Regions from separate parts of the Homo sapiens genome. Here region 2 is linked to region 1. A link is an interaction called in ENCODE POLR2A ChIA-PET data of the cell type or tissue named here. Cell type or tissue: IMR-90. All regions are shown on one strand. Each heading gives the region's core, and the rest is flanking DNA. Links, peaks and the distances in the headings are about the cores only. Region 1 has its middle 13 kb from the start of MIR3925. Region 2 overlaps STK38 (serine/threonine kinase 38).

Region 1 (8,335 bases), core at 3-8,002:
AATACGTGTGTAAAACATTGCTGTTTTAATCTTTAGTTTTCCTCATTTCTGATGTAAGGCATTGTATAGTTGTTCTACTATAAAAGATGTAGAATATGGCCATGTAGTGCCTCACTGTAAGTTAGTACATGTGTCTTGAGCAAGTGGAAATATCAAAACATTGATACTTTGCTTCTCCCTAATCATTTGGAATGTCCTGAGATGGATACTATTTCCAGGGCAAAATTAAACCTTCCAGAAAAGTAGTCTATAGGTTGAAGGAGTCCTCCTCTTTTGAAAGCCTTGTTCATTTGTGGTTGTGCACCTTTATTTCAGTATATACTTCATTCAGATTTCATCTGGGGCAAGTTAGCATTCCTGTTTTTGTTTTGTTTTTTGAGACCAGTGGTGACATAGCTTACTGCAGCCTTGGCTTCTTGGGCTCAAGCGTTCCTCCCACCTCAGTCTCCCAAGTAGCTAGGACTACAGTCACACACCACCATGCCCAGCTAATTAAAAACTTTTTTTAAGAGACGTGGTTATGTTTCTCAGGCTGGTCTGGAACTCCTCAAGCGATCCTTCTGCCTCAGCCTCCCAAAGCGCTGGGATTACAGGCCTGAGTCACCTTTCCCTGGCCAAGTTAGCGTTGTTCACTGTTTTTTTATTTGCTCACAAAGCCCCAAAATGTAGAGCTAAGGGGAATGTTGTTGAAGTTGTTGCCTAATGCTGCCTGGAGCTGGGCAGTGGCAATGGGGGGTCGGGGAGGGGGTGGGGTGGAGATGTGAAGTTTATATTGGTCATTTGGAGAAGGAAATATTTGAATATTTTAAAAAAATGTTATGTAAGTCTTGAGATACAGAAGTTTATTTTTTATTTAATGTTATTTATGTATTTTTTTTTTTTTTTGAGATGGAGTCTCTCTTTGTCACCCAGGCTGGAGTGCTGTGGCTCGATCTCGGCTCACTGCCACCTTCGCCTCCCGGGTTCAAGCAATTCTCCTGCCTCAGCCTCCCGAGTAGCTGGGACTACAGGCGCGTGTCACCACGCCCAGCTGCTTTTTGTATTTTTAGTAGAGCCAGGGTTTCACCATGTTAGCCAAGCTGATCTTGAACTCCTGACCTCAAGTGATCCGCCTGCCTCGGCCTCCCAGAGTGCTGGGATTACAGGCGTGAGCCACCGTGCCCGGCCTAGAAGTTTCATTTTTGAAAGAATAACTCCTTTGGGAAACAATTCTAAATCTTAAGCTCAGGCAGCTGGTAACTTTAAAAAACCTCATCCAGCTGGCTGGCTGCCACCAGAATCTCATAATGACATTTATTTTTAGTTTAGATAAAACTACCCATGTTTTCAATGAAAGTATTTTACAAATACAAATTGGAATGTTGATTTGTCATTTAATTGTTTCATAATTTTCCTACATGTCAAAAGTCCATGATACAAACACTGACTGGGATACAGTGATAAATCACAACACCAGCTCAATATCTAGAAAGAAAAATCTATATAATATTTGTGTTTGACTGGAGTGCAAGTTTAGGCTGTTGACCTTTAACAATTCATTTTCACCCCAGTTTTCTTTTTGGTTGGTTGGTTTTGAGACGGAGTCTCACTCTGTCACTCAGGCTGGAGTGCAGTGGTGTGATCTCAGCTCACTGCAATCTCTGCCTCCCAGGTTCAAGTGATTCTCCTGTCTCAGCCTCCTGAGCAGCTGGGACTACAGGTGCGCACCACCATGCCTGGCTAATTTTTTGGTATTTTTTAGTAGAGACGGGTTTCACCATATTGGCAAGGATGGTCTCGATGTCTTGACCTCATGATCCGCCCGCCTTGGCCTCTCAAAGTACTAGGATTACAGGCGTGAGCCACTGCGCCCCGCCCCAGGCTGTTTTTTATAAGATGGTATTTCACTGTTGCCCAGGCTGCACTCAAGGACCCCTCCAGCCTTGGCTGTAATCCCAAAGTGTTGGGATTATAGGCATGAGCCACTGCAACTGGCCATCCCAGTTCCAGAGCTCACATTCAAATGATAAGGAGAGACTAACCAATCTGAGGTGAAGAGGAAGAAATAAATGCCTTAATCATGAAATAGGGGTTTAGAGCCAGAAACAGTTGAGAATGTAAACTGCACTAGGATTTAGAGATAAAAGGGTTTATTTAAGTTTGAAGTGGGTCCAAATCTGATTGGTTTTTTTTTACTTTCCTTTAGCCATGTATTTGAACAAGCGTGTATAAGATAACTTGTCCAGCTTTAACACTGACAGGAAAGCCAAGAAGTTGGGAGTATTAGAGTGCATTGATGAATGGCTGGCTCGCTCATTCTAGCTGCTTGGAGTTTAATGAGGACAGGTTTACTGAGCTGGCAGTCTTGGTTAGATTTCAGTTGGCAATATATAGCAATCCATTTGACATGAAATTGGCCTCAAAGAGTGAGGTTGGAAGAAGTCACGTGCTTTGTAAGTTGGAGTATGAACACACTGACAAGGAGGGCTAAGAACTGAATCATTGAAAGTATCTGCCTTAGGCCAGGTGCTGTGGGTCACACCTGTAATCCGAGCACTTTGGGAGGCCAAGTTGGGTGGATCACGTGAGGTCGGGAGTTTGAGACCAGCCTGACCAACGTGGAGAAATCCTGTCTCTACTTAAAAAAGCCGGGCATGTTGGCACATGCCTGTAATCCCAGCAACTGGGGAGGCTGAGCCAGGAGAATCGCTTGAACCTGCGAGGCAGAGGTTGCAGTGAGCCGAGATCGTGCCATTGCACTCCAGCCTGGGCAACAAGAGTGAAACTGTCTCAAAAAAAAAAAACAAACCCAAAACATCAAACAGGGAGGACTTTTCAGTTTTACAGAGAAAAGTATACAAACCTTTTTTTTCTCTGTGTGTCTCTTTTTTTTTTCTTCCAGAGATTCATGAGCTCTTGTTTAAAAATGATAGCCCAAGTTAGGAGACTGTTGTGTCTTATTTCTGAGTTGCTGGTGAAAAAATAGTGGTCGAAGTTAAGTAGACAAATTTAAGTGATCACTTACTTGGTAATTAAAGCTCTTTTTCTTCCCAGCATTTTGGGAGCCCAAGGCAGGTGGATTGCCTGAGCTCAGGAGACCAGCCTGGGCAACATGGCAAAACCCCGTCTCTACAAAAAGTACAAAAATTAGCTGGGCATGGTGGTATGTGCTTGTAGTCCCAGCTACTGAGGAGGCTGAGGTGGGAGGATTGCTTTGAGCCCAGGAGGTAGAGGTTGCAGTGAGCTGAGATTGTGCCACTGCACTCCAGCCTGGGTGACAGAGTGAGGCCCTGTCTCAAAAACAACAACAAAAAACAAAAACAAGCTCTCTACAGCAGCTGGCAGTCTATTGACCTGGAAGAAAGCTCCATTCCTTTCCTCAAGTAATTTTGATTAATTCTCAACAGAAGTGGGTGGAAGGAAAGGTTTTTACTTACTCTGTCATCCAAGACTGGTACCTGAGCCACTGCCAGCTCTTGGGTATGACAGCAGTTGACAGGAATAAAATGATTCAAAAGGGTGTTAGTAGTAAGGTTAATGTGATCATCTCCATTTATTGAGGAAGAGATTTAAGTTCGGAGGGGCTTGGCAAGTTGTCTAACTTCGCAGCCCAGTGGTAATGGAGCTGAAACTATAAACTTGGTTACAGGACCAGGTGTAGATAAACTGGAAAGGGCTTCAGAGTCGATAGTCCAAATTCTTATTAGTTTAGAGATAAGAAAGTGGATTTGTTCAAGGTCACACAGGGACACAGTGGCAGAGCAGGGCTCTGGTGCCTCAACAGCAAATCCAGGGCTTGTTATAGGGAGCAGTGTAACGTTAAGGCCGTCAGGCTTGGAAATAGCAGCCCAGATTTGAATCCTTGCTTCCTTACAGCTCTGTGGCTTTGGGCCAATTGTGTAATGTCTGGGATTTCATTTTTTTCATCTTTAAAATGGTGATAATAGGAAGCACCTATCCCCTATTGTTAATATCAAGAATATAGTGTAATGCAAGTAAAGCACTCAGCACAGAGCATAGCACACTGCTCAGTAAATAATAGGTGTTCTGTGCAGGCTTGTGTTGGCATGCAGTAAGCACTCAGGTAATGGCTTAAGAAAGGCTCCTTTGGGTGCTGGGCAGGCAGAAATTACCCTAATTTGCCTGCTGTGAGTGTGCTTCCGCTGACCTTGCTCCTCCTCAACCACTTTTGAATCTGTCCAATTTCGAAGAGTGCGGAAGGGGGACTACTGAGTTGAATGGTCCAAGGTCAAGAGGGACATTTGTGGATAAGGGAGTATGGGCATATGTTAAGAAAGGGGATTCTGAAGGGATAGGTAGGTAGGAAAGATGGTGTGGGTTAAAACTGCTAGATAGCTGTTTTAAAATAGGTTTTCAAATTAGGCTTTCTTGAGTTCAAATTTTTTTTTTTTTTTTGGCTGTGTGCTGAGGGCAAGTCACTTTCTTAGTTCCCTTGTTTGAAAAGTTGGGGGATAACAATATACTTCACAGGGTATTCATGGTGTTTTCTCTCCCCTTTGCTGCACATTGGAATCACGGGGAGCTTTAGAAAACCAATAACTTGGGCTGGGCGCAGTGGCTCATGCTTGTAATCCCAGCACTTTGGGAGGCCCGGGTGGACGGATCATTTGAGGTCAGGAGTTCGAGACCAGCTTTACCAACATGGCAAAACCCCATCTCTACTAAAAAAAAAAAAAAAAAAAAAAAAAGCCGGGCGTGGTGGAGCGCGCCTGTAATCCCAGCTACTGGGGAGGGGAGGCTAAGGCAGGAGAATTACTTAAACCTGGGAGGCAGAGGTTGCAGTGAGCTGAGATCGCGCCACTGCACTACGGCCTGGGCAGTCAAGATTAAAGTCTGTTTCTGATACCACAGAAGTGCAGTTTGTCACTTTGACCCAGTATGTCTTAAGGAAGAAAAACACCTTTTAATCTGAGGAATGTGATTCCTTTTAAATTATTAGGGCCAGAGAGGCATTTAACAGCAGTCCTGTCTTCACTCCCTCCTTGAGCTAAATAATTACCTCTTGAAGTCACTTGCCATGTGGGTTCTAGACTGTGATGCCAAGTAGCCATAAAATGCCATTGTCCTGTAATTCAACAGTGGATAGCCAATCACTAACCAGTGTTATTTCTGTAAACCAATGAGAATTCCTGACGAACAACTTTTGTAATCACCCGTCTTCTGATTCATCCTTTTTTCTGTAAAAAGTTGAGCCTGTCCTTTGGAATACTCTCCAAGGCAACCTGGAAGTGTCTCAGGCTGCAGTCTTCAACCTTGGCCCAAATAAGCTACCTTGACCTGCTGTTTGCCTTTTTACCCTAATTCCCCCCAGGCATCCCTAGATAGGGAAACAAGCCACATCTCTGCCCTCAGCCTGGGACCCTGCTTCCTGATGATACCTGCCCATCCCTGTTTTTTCTCCATAAACTTGCTGGGAAAGGTGCCCTGGTTCTGTTTCTCTAGAGGCTGTGGTGCCAGACTGGAAACTACCAGTTTCCTGGGCATGTGCCTTGGTGTCACCGAACAGCCAGATGAGACTTGTCACCAGAAAATGCTTTCCTTTGCTCCTTTATTAAACACACTCATATTGCCAGTACTGGGGATATCCCCTGAGCAAGGTGTAGGAGAGCAAAAGTAGACAACCAGATAGGAAGAAAACTGAAGTGGAATAAATAGATGCCAGGCACATGAATGGTGCTTTTTTTCATCAACCTTGTGACGTTGGAATTATCTCCCATTACTCAAGAAGCTCAGAGAGGACAAGTGGTCTTGACTTATCAGACATGGGCCCCTTTTTTGTTAAAAAAAAAAAAAAAAATTGGTAATGACCCTTGACTCTTCTGAAGTGAGATCCATTTTCTATATGGATTATAGAAATGCAAAGCCTTAACAATAATATAAAAATACAAGAAAAGCAGTTTATAAAATAAACGTTCTGTATGTAAATATCAGATATGAGTGTGCTATAAGATGTAAGTCAGGTTGGGCATGGTGGCTCAGGCCTGTAATCCTAGCACTTTGGGAGGCCGAGGTGGGCGGATCATCTGAGGTCAGTAGTTTGAGATCAGCCTAGCCAACATGGCAAAACACCGTCTCTACTAAAAATACAAAAATTAGCCGGACATGATGGTGGACACCTGTAATCCCAGCTACTTGGGAGGCCAAGGCAGGAGAGAATTGCTTGAAGCCAGGAGGCACAGGTTGCAGTGAACCAAGATCACACCATTACACTCCAGTCTGGGTGACAGAGCAGGACTCTGTCTCAAAAACAAAAACAAAAACAAAGACCAACAGCAACAACAAAAAAACAAAAAGTGCAAGGTGAAGCAGCAAGTGCTGATGTAGAAGCTGCAAGTTATCCAGAAGATCTACCTAAGATAATGGATGAAGGTGACTACACTAAACATTTTCATTGTAGAAAAAAGCCTTCCATTGGAACAAGATGCCATCTGGGACTTTCATAGCTAGAGAGGGGAAGCCAACGCCTGGTTTCAAAGCTTCAAAGGACAGTCTTACTCTTGATTTTTTGTTTTGCTTTTGGTACAGGCTCTTGCTCTGTGGCCCAGGCTGGAGTGTAGTGGCACAAACACGGCTCAACCTCCTGGGCTCAAGCGATTCTCCTGCCTCAGCTTCCCAAGTAGCTGGGACCACAGGCACGCGCCACCATGCTCAGCTGATTTGTAAAAATTTTTTTGTAGAGATTGGGTCTCACCATGTTGCCCAGGAGACCAGTCTGGTGAGACCCCATCTTTACAAACTCCTGAACTCCGCTGGGATTGCAGGCGTGGAGCTTCTATGCCCCGCCCAGGCTAACTCGTTGAGGACTGAGGCAGCTGGTGGAAGCCAATGCTCATTTATTGTTCTGAAATTCCCAAGACCCTTAATTGTGCTGAATTTACTCTGCCTGTGCCCTATAAATGGAACGAAGCCTGGGTGACAGCCCATCTGTTTATAGGATGGTTTACTGTTTTTTTTTCTTTTTTTCTTTTTTTTTCAGACAGGAGTCTTGCTCTGTCGCCCAGGCTGGAGTGCGGTGGTGCTATCTCGGCTCACTGCAACCTCTGCCTCCCAGGTTCAAGCGATTCTCCTGCCTCAGCCTCCCAAGTAGCTGGGATTACAGGCGCTTGCCACCACGCCCGACTAATTTTTTGTATTTTTAGTAGAGGTGAGGTTTCACCGTGTTGGCCAGGCTGGTCTTGAACTCCTGACCTCAAGTGATCGCCTGCCTCAGCCTTCCAAAGTGCTAGGATTACAGGTGTCAGCCACCGTGCCCAGCCAGGTTTACTGAATATTTTAAGCCTACTATTGAGACCTGCTCAAAAAAGATTTCTTTCAAAATATTACTGCTCATTTACAATACACCTGGTTACCCAAGAGCTCTGCTGGAGATGTACAGGGAGATTAGTAGTTTCATACCTGCAAACACAACATCCACTCTGCAGCCGGTGGATCAAGGAGTCATTTCAGCTTTCACGTCTTATTAAGAAATACATTTCATAAGGCTATACTGCTATAGATATTTATTCCTCTGATGGATCTGGGCAAAGTAAATTGAAAATCTTTTGGAAAGGATTCACTGCTTTACATGTCATTAACGACACATGCGATTCATGGGAGGTGGTCAAAATATCAACATTAGCAGTTTGGAAGAAGTTGATTCCAACCCACATGGATGACTGAGGGGTTTGAGACTGCAGTGGAGGAAGTAATGACAGATGTGGTGGAAAAAACAGCAAGAGAACTAAAAACGGAGCGTAGAGATGTGACGGAATTGCTGTAATCTCATGATAAAACTTGAACGAATGAAGACTTGTTTCAATGGATGAGCAAAGAGTGGTTTCTTGAGATGGAATCTATTGCTGAAGGTGCTGCACACATTGTTGAAATGACAACAAAAGATTTGGAATATTGCATAAACTTAGTTGAAAAAGCAATGGCAGAGTTTCAGAGCATTGACTCCAACTTTGAAAGAAGTTCTACTGTGGGCAAAATGCTATCATATAGCATCAGATACTACAGAGACATCTTGTGAAAACAAGAGTCAGTTAATGCGGCAAACCTCATTATTGTCTTATTTTAAGAAATTGCCACAGCCACTCCAGCCTTCAGCGACCACAATCCTGATCAGTCAGCAGCCATCAACACTGAGGGAAGACCCTCCACCAGCAAGGTTATGTGGCTGAAGGCTTATATGATTGTAAGCATTCCTGGGCTTAAGTGATCCTCCTGCCTCAGCCTCCTGAATAGCTGGGACTACAGGCCCACACAACTATGCCTGGCTAATTTTTTTTTTTTTTTTTTTGAGACAGAGTCTCATTCTGTCACCCAGGCTGGAGTGCAGTGGTGCGATCTTGGC
Region 2 (8,335 bases), core at 288-8,287, 82 kb before region 1:
TCCCTGAACCTTTCTTCATGTTTTTCCTAATTGAGTACCACAACCCTTCCTTGCCAAACAGAAAGCTCTTTCAGAGGTGGTACTATACTTTTCCCTCTTTCAAGAAGCCAATAGGAATTCTGAACACTGAGGGATCAATCTATCACCTGTGCCTCTGAATACTATTCACATTTCCCCGGGGTACCAGGTTTTTTGTTTTTTTTTTTTTTTGAGATGGAGTCTTGCTCTGTCACCCAGGCTGGAGTGCAATGGTGCAATCTCGGCTCACTGCAACCTCTGCCTCCTGGGTTCAAGCAATTCTCCTGCCTCAGCCTCCTGAGTAGCTGGGATTACAGGCACGTGCCACCACACCCGGCTAATTTTTCTATTTTTAGTAGAGACAAGGTTTCACCATGTTGTCAGGCTGGTCTCGAACTCCTGACCTTGTGATCCGCCCGCCTTGGCCTCCCAAAGTGCTGAGATTACAGGAGTGAGCCACCGTGCCTGGCCCCGGGGTACCAGGTTTTAATAATATACTGCTCCTTTTATACTTGCAATTATTGCGTCAGTAGGTCATCCAGTTTGGGCATTTTTCATTAACAGGAATGACCTTGCATGGGCTCTTTCAAGCTCTCCCCAACAGATTGCTCTTGTGCCCAAGCAGGATCATTTCCAAGAATTGCGGGGACAAAGTCGCAAATGCTTTCAACTCTCCACCACTACCTATATAACTCCTTTCTGTAAATCCTCCCTCCTAGGGTCATCTTTTTAGAGCTGTATCAATCTGGTGGGGAGAAATAAAGGGTGGAGATACACTATTAGTTTCCTTCTCGAGAGGCAGTGCAGTACTGGGAAAAGCAAGCTCTTTGAGTTCAGGAAGTAGAGCCCAACTTTTGGTCCCAGTACTCAATGGCTGTGTGATAACAAGAGACATTATATATACCTTTAGAGTCTTAATTTCACCATCTATAAAATGGGTTACTGTCCTGATTATGGGAAAAAAGCAGCCTGTAAATAATAAATGTTGATTTCCTTCTACCTTTCAACTCTCCCCCTAAGTCAATATTTAAACACCAACACCATCTCTGGCAAAACAGAGAACAGAGATCTGGGACTGCGGAGAGAAGAAAAAGAGAAAGCAGACAGACAAAGCAATTAGGATGTGGGGCTGGCATGCCTGACTCATTTAATTCCATATATTTGTTATATCAACAATCATGACTTAATGGTATGTTAGAAGCTTTGAAGTTTTGCAATATTTTTCTACTTGACAAGTAGCTGTGATTTTTACCTCACCAAATGCTCCTCTGCCTATTACTTTTAAGGACTCAAAATCTTCCAATCCAAGTCTTGTTCTCTTCAAACGAAGAAACTCTGTTTCCTTCCGAGCATGTGCTGATCTCCGGAGTCGTTTCTAATATTTAAATAAAAAAGGGAGGAGACGGGAAGGAACTGAAATTCTGAAACTCTGTAACAAGTCATGTTTGTGACTTACCCAGCTAGAAAACAGGTCCAAGTGGACTAAGGATAATCTTTTCACATATGAAATCACCCCAGAAGGATCCTTAAGAGGTCACTTCTCCCTTTCCTGGCATTTAGACACAACATCCAAGCCACACTGAACAGATGGGTGCCTCCTCTGGGAACTCTGACTAACCTACTTCAGCAATCCACTATCCTAACATTTTTGGTGAAGGGAGGGATAAATAATCAACAATATTTTCCTTTATCCTGTTTAATATAAATTAAAAATGTGTTCTTATCTTTCCCTCTGGCTTAAACACTGTATACTCTAACTTTCTGTTATTTCTACAAGTATTGGGTATTTTTCACCACCGTCCTGGGTTCTGCAAGCCAGTCCTATTTTTGAAGGCATTTCCACTACCATTTCAGTTCCTTGCACAGTCCCTTGTTAACTATATTTTCTCCTACTGTATCTGTGGGCACTGGGTGGAAGGGCTGATTTGAGATGGATATTTTGCCTTAATAAAGATTTCAGGAACATGACACACCGGGGCCTGTCGGGGCATGGGGGGAAAGGGAGGGAGAGCATTAGGACAAATACCTCATGCATGCGGAGCTTAAAACCTAGATGACAGGTTGATAGGTGCAGCAAACCACTATGGCACATATATACCTATGTAATAAACCTGCATGTTCAGCACACGTATGTATCCCAGAAAAAGTAAAATAAATAAATATTTCAAAAATTTGCCCTACTCCTACGGAGACTTTTCAGTGAATTCTATAAAAATGCTACAACTTGCTCTTTTAAAATTTAATTTGATTTCATCCCTGCTTTCTCTTGGAATTCTAAATCTAGTTTACTATAACTGCATCTAGAGAAGCCTTCCTCTCCTAGGTACTTAATAATTAATCTGTCCCTCTGAATTAACACCCAAATCCGGAAGCACACTACCCCTCAAGTTCCTCTGTTATTGAGCCAAAACCCTTCTCATGTGTACCAAGGCTAACAACTCACTGGACAAGATACAACCTGCCACGCTGGGTTTTAAGGAAAACATTGCCAATATTAATTACCTCCTCATCTTTTAGGCCTTCTTCTTCCATCACCTTTTCTAACTTCTTTTGTCTAAAACAAACAAAAACAAAAGACATGAAATCACATCTGAATGATAACTTTCTGAAAATTCTGTAACTTAATACTGTAGTAGATTTTTAAAAATGACACAAACAGGTAAATCTCAAAATGTCTCATTAAAACAAAAAAAATTAAGTTACTAAGACAAGTAAAAAGATTTCCATCCTTTGTTAGGCCTACTTTTTTTTGGCGGGGGGAGGGGGGCAGGTTGCGAGGAGAGGAGACAGAGTTTTGTTCTGTCACCCAGGCTAGAATGCAGTGGCGCAATCTCAGCTCACTGAAATCTCCACCTCACAGGCTCAAGCAATCCCACCTCAGCCTCCCAAGTAGCTAGGACTACAGGCGCGTGCCACCATACCTGGCTAATTTTTAAATTTTTTGTAGAAATGAGGTCTCATTATATTGCCCAGGCTGGTCTCAAACTCCAGCCTGACCTTCCAAAGTGTTGCGATTACAGGTGTGAGCCACCATGCCCCGCCCTTAGGTCTACATTTTTTAAAAGACTGTCTAAGATGTTAATGCAACAAAGACTCTTGTTTCAAAAAAATGTCCTCTCTTGGTTTTGGGTGTTTTTTTTTTTTTTTTTTTCCAGTTATTTCCTCCTTACCAAACCACAAAACAGCTGGTATTTGATAAACTCTTATATCATGCTGTTTCTTTCCCTCTCTCTGACTGAAGTCTACTTCCTTTATTTCTGCATCTTCCTCCTCTTCCCTGCCATGAGGAAAGGGTAACAAACAACAAAGTTAAAAGCAGAATTTGGAAATTTAAGGGGAAAAAGTGATCAAAAAGGTGACTGGCACCACTATCAAAACTCCATATATCAGGCTGGGTGTGGTAGCTCACGCCTGTGATCCCAGCACTTTGGGAGGTGAGGCAGATGGGTCACTTGAGGTCAGGAGTCCAAGACCAGCCTGGCCAACATGGTGAAACCCCATCTCTACTAAAAATATAAAAATTAGGCCAGGTGCAGTGGCTCACGCCTGTAACCCCAACACTTTGGGAGGCCGAGGCGGGTGGATCACTTGATGTCAGGAGTTCGAGACCAGACTGGCCAACATGGTGAAACCTGGTCTGTACTAAAAATGCAAAAATTAGCCAGGCATGGTGGCATACCCTGTAATCCCAGCTACTTGGGAAGCTGAGACAGGAGAATCACTTGAACCCAGGAGGTGGAGGCTGCAGTGAGCAGAGATCACACCACTCACTGCACTCCAGCCTGGGTGACAGAGTGAGACCCTGTCTCAAAAAAAACAAAAAGGCCGGGCGTGGTGGCTCACGCCTGTAATCCCAGCACTTTGGGAGGCTGAGGAGGGTGGATCATAAATTCAGGAGTTCGAAACCAGCCTGGCCAACATAGTAAAACCCTGTCTCTACTAAAAATACAAAAATCAGCTAGGCGTGGTGGCGAGCGCCTGTAGTCCCAGCTACTCAGGAGGCTGAAGCAGAAGAATTGCCTGAACCTGGGAGGCAGAGGTTGCAGTGAGTCAAGATCACGCCACTGCATGCCAGCCTGGGTGACAGAGCAAGACTCCGTCTCAAAAAAAAAAAAAAAAATATATGTATATATATATATATTTATATGTATATACACATGTATACATATGTATATATGTACACATGTATACATATATACATATACACATATGTATATACGTATATATACACACATATATATACACACACATATATGTAATATATGTATATATATTAGTACACACACACACACACACATATATGTATATAAAAATTAGCTGGGCATAGTGACAGGTGCCTGTAATCCCAGTTACTTGGGAGGGGCTGAGGCACAAGAATCACTTGAACCTGGGAGGCAGAGGTTGCAGTGAGGCGAGAGCACACCAGTGCACTCCAGCTCAGATGTCGGAGTGAGACTCTGCCTCAAAGAAAAAAAAAACCTTCAGACATCAAACTTTTGGAATACTGAACTTTAGAAAGTACATGCAGTAATGTTTTTGATCTATAGTCTCATAAAACTAAAAGAAGCAAGTAAAACTTCCTTACAACCAATTCCACAGAACCTTCATTTATTCAGCACAATAAATGAAAGCACATGGGCTAGAATCTCTCCTCCACCACTCATCAGCATTCCAGATAAACAGGCAATGTGTACAAACAGAGCAAAGAAGGATAAGACTACAGTATGCTGGCCAGGTGCGGTGGCTCACGCCTGTAATCCCAGCACTTTGAGAGGCTGAGGCAGGCAGATCACGAGGTCAGGAGATCGAGACCATCCTGGCTAACACAGAGAAACCCCATCTCTACTAAAAATACAAAAAAAAAAAAAAAATTAGCCAGGTGTAGTGGCCGGCGCCTGTAGTCCCAGCTACTCGGGAGGCTGAGGCAGGAGAATGTTGTGAACCCAGGAGGCGGAGCTTGCAGTGAGCCGAGATCGCACCACTGCACTCTAGCCTCGGTAACAGAGCGAGACTCCATCTCAAAAAAAAAAAAAGAGTGTACAGTATGCTGCAGAAATAGCATGTAGTCCATTGTGGCTGACGCACACAGCACTACAAATGCCACACCAAGAAGGTTGGATCTCATTCTGTAGACAACTGAGTGCTAAAAGAGGCTTGTGTGCAAAGGAGTGATGTGATAAGATTTCTATTTTAGAATGGTAACCAGCAGTAATGAGGATCTGATGGACTGGCAGGGAAAGCAACTGAGAAAGAGGCTAGTTGAGAGTTATTGTAATGATTCAGATGTACAGTAAAGATCTGGAACTAGGGCAGGAAAACTAGAATGAAGTGAATAGAGCTATTGCAAATATGACCAACTGGCAATAGGAGTCAAGAGAAAAACCTTAGAATTTCCTGTCTAGAGGGATATGATGCCACTAATCAAGACAGGAAACAGAGAGAGGAACACGAACAGTTCTCCCAGTTCCCAGAATATTTTGGGATACATGTGCATCTATGCGTGCACATGTATTAGAGAGAAAAGGCTGTACTCTTAGTAGTTTCGGGAGTGTAAATTAATTCCATTGCAAGTGGTTAGGTAGTTGAAGCAGAGAAGAACAAGAAAAGTCAAAGCATAACATGCTAGGCAAAAGCTCTAAGAACACAGCTGTGGTCAGCTCTTTTTGTGCCTTGAGTACTAAACACCATCATACGTCCTGACTACACGTTTTTGAATGACTACATCAGAATGGGCTACCAGTCCAATGCACTATCCACTGTGTCACAAAAGTGGCTCCTTCTAATTATATTTTAAACCTAAATACAAACTAAGAGGTTTTCCACAGGTTTACTGAAGTGTAATTAAATTGGTTGCAGAATACCTGCCTGAGAGTGAAGTTAACTCCTTGAACACAATCAGATTATTTCATTAGAGAAAGTATCCAGAAAAAAAAAGCCTATCCATGATAACAATTAGGACCAGGTCCACAAAGACCTTGAGGACACCAAAAACAGCAAGGACAGCCTGAAATGAGACTTAAAAATGACATCCTCTGTGAGATGACATCAAAGGAATTACTGTTAACTTGGTTAGATTCATGGTGGCATTTGCATTATGCAAGAAAATGGCCATATTTTTGGAAATGCATACTTGACAGTATGTAGGATTAAAATGACAGATGTTTGGAATTTACCTTAAAACACAATAGCAAGAAAAAACAAAATGGGATAGATGAAGAAAATGTACCAAAGCCCTAAAATTATTAAATCTGAGGGATGAATATATTGAAACGGGGTCACTATATTATTCCACCTATGTTTAAAATTGTTCATAATGAAAAAGAATAGCAGGACTCTCCACACAGGCATGTTCTCTGGTAGCAGTGCCAGGTTAACTAACACTCCAGCCCTTGGTGGAGCCACTCTTCCCTTCAATTCCAATGTTCAAAACCAGAACCCTAGGAGAGAGACGAAGCCACTTTCACACTTAGAGGCCATATCCAGCCTCACCCCAGTGATGCCTTCCATGTGTTCCATTTAGTTGCGTGTGTGTTCATTTCTTATATGAGAGAGTGGTAAGTCCTTCTGAAGGCAGGGACTATATCTGAATTCCCTATGTCCACTAAGAATAGTGCTTTGTACACAGCTACTTTCTAAATGTATGCTGCTAAATTTTAAAAAGTCAGAATGTATAGCAATGTGCAGACACATTCATGACTACTACTTACAATTAGCCCCCTTTTCTAATCTAATTTAGGGTCCCCTCTTGGCATAGCCTGATTTGGAGGTAGCAGGGATGAGAGAATAGGGCTATTCCACCCTAATTGAAAACAGACAGTATTTTGGTGAGACACTGAAAACCAGGAAAAATAGTGTATTTAACAGAAATAGGGCCAGGCATGGTGGCTCACACCCGTAATCCCAGCACTTTGGGAGGCTGAGGCTCGCACACCGCCTGAGGCCAGGAGTTGGACACCAGCCTGGCCAACATGGTGAAACCCCATCTCTACTAAAAATACAAAAATTAGCCGGGCGTGGTGGCACGTGCCTGTAATCCCAGCTACTCAGGAGGCTGAGGCAGGAAAATCTCTGGAACCTGGGAGGCAGAGGTTGCAGTGAGCTGAGATCGTGCCACTGCACTCCAGCCTGGGTGACAGAGCGAGATTCTGTCAGAAAGAAAAGAGAAGAGAAGAGGAGCGACAGATCGAGATTCTGTCAGGAAGAGAAGAGGGGAGCGGAGGGGGAGGGGAAAGGGCTGTGATTACATCTCCATGATTAAAATTCAGAAAATGTCTAATAAATACTTTTTTTTTTGAGACAAGAGTCTTACTCTGTCACCCAGGCTGAAGTGCAGTGGTACTATCTCGGCTCACTGCAACCTCTGCCTCCCGGGTACAAGTGATTCTTCTGCCTCAGCCTCCCGGATAGCTGGGATTACAGGTGCCCACCACCACGCCCAGCTAATTTTTGTATTTTTAGGAGAGATGGGGTTTCACCATGTTGGCCAGTCTGGTCTCGAACTCCTGACCTCAAGTGATCCACCCACCTTGGCCTCTCAAAAAGTACAGGGATTACAGGCGTGAGCCACCACACCCGGCCTTTTTCCTTTTTTTCTTTTCTTTTCTTTTTTTTTTTTTTTGGAGACAAGAGTCTAGCTCTGTTACCCAGGCTGGAGTGCATGGCACAATCTCGGCTCACTGCAACCTCTGCTTCCCGGGTTCAGGTGATTCTTGTGCCTCAACCTCCCGAGTAGCTGGGATTACCGGCATATGCCACCATGTGTGGCTAATTTTTGTACTTTTAGTAGACACGGGGTTTCATCATGTTGCACAGGCTGGTCTTGAGCCCCTGACCTCAAGTGATCCACCCACCTCGGCCTCCCAAAGTGCTGGGATTACATGTGTGAGCCCCTGTACCCAGCCAGAAATACCCTAAAATTAACACTACACAGATTCTTTAAAATCTCAACAAATTACTTCAGTTCTACACTCTGGTTTGATATCTGGTCAGTGAAGAACATCAGGAGGTCTGGACTTACTCATTCTTGAGGCTTAAATAAAACTGACACTGGATCACTAATAATAATCACATATTTCTACTTAGTATTAGATAAGACCAAATGAGGAATTTCTCCAGTTAAGAAAACATAGATGAGAAAATCTAAGAGGAGTTGCAGAACATAGAAATTCTCAGTAAAATGTATGAAAGACTTTGTTTGATTTGGGAAGAAAAAAGCTTACCATTATTACCTATTAAATTAGGTGTTTATGGTTTTAATTAATCCACCTAACTAGTATTCATGAAGAAAAGAAACAACTGAAAATGTTTTGTAAAAAGA

The links. Peaks named below come from ENCODE experiments on the same cell type or tissue, not always from the same donor. Only the 100,000 strongest peaks of a DNase experiment are listed, where the experiment ranks them.
Region 2: POLR2A ChIA-PET joins it to region 1 with 13 read pairs; 25 of 35 experiments call an interaction of 5 or more read pairs at or near these places.

Annotation. Positions count from the first base shown.
Region 1 is chr6:36,605,668-36,614,002 of GRCh38, forward strand. No RefSeq gene overlaps it. Among named protein-coding and RNA genes, the nearest start is that of MIR3925, 13 kb to the right of the region's middle. RefSeq lists a silencer at 7,491-7,691. In IMR-90, for the core only: no CTCF peak of the experiment used is centred there; no DNase peak of the experiment used is centred there; H3K27ac peaks cover 722 bases.
Region 2 is chr6:36,523,071-36,531,405 of GRCh38, forward strand. It overlaps STK38 (serine/threonine kinase 38), which reads right to left. Exons shown (of 14, transcript NM_007271.4): 3 at 2,521-2,572; 4 at 1,271-1,393. Among named protein-coding and RNA genes, the nearest start is that of STK38, 20 kb to the right of the region's middle. In IMR-90, for the core only: no CTCF peak of the experiment used is centred there; no DNase peak of the experiment used is centred there.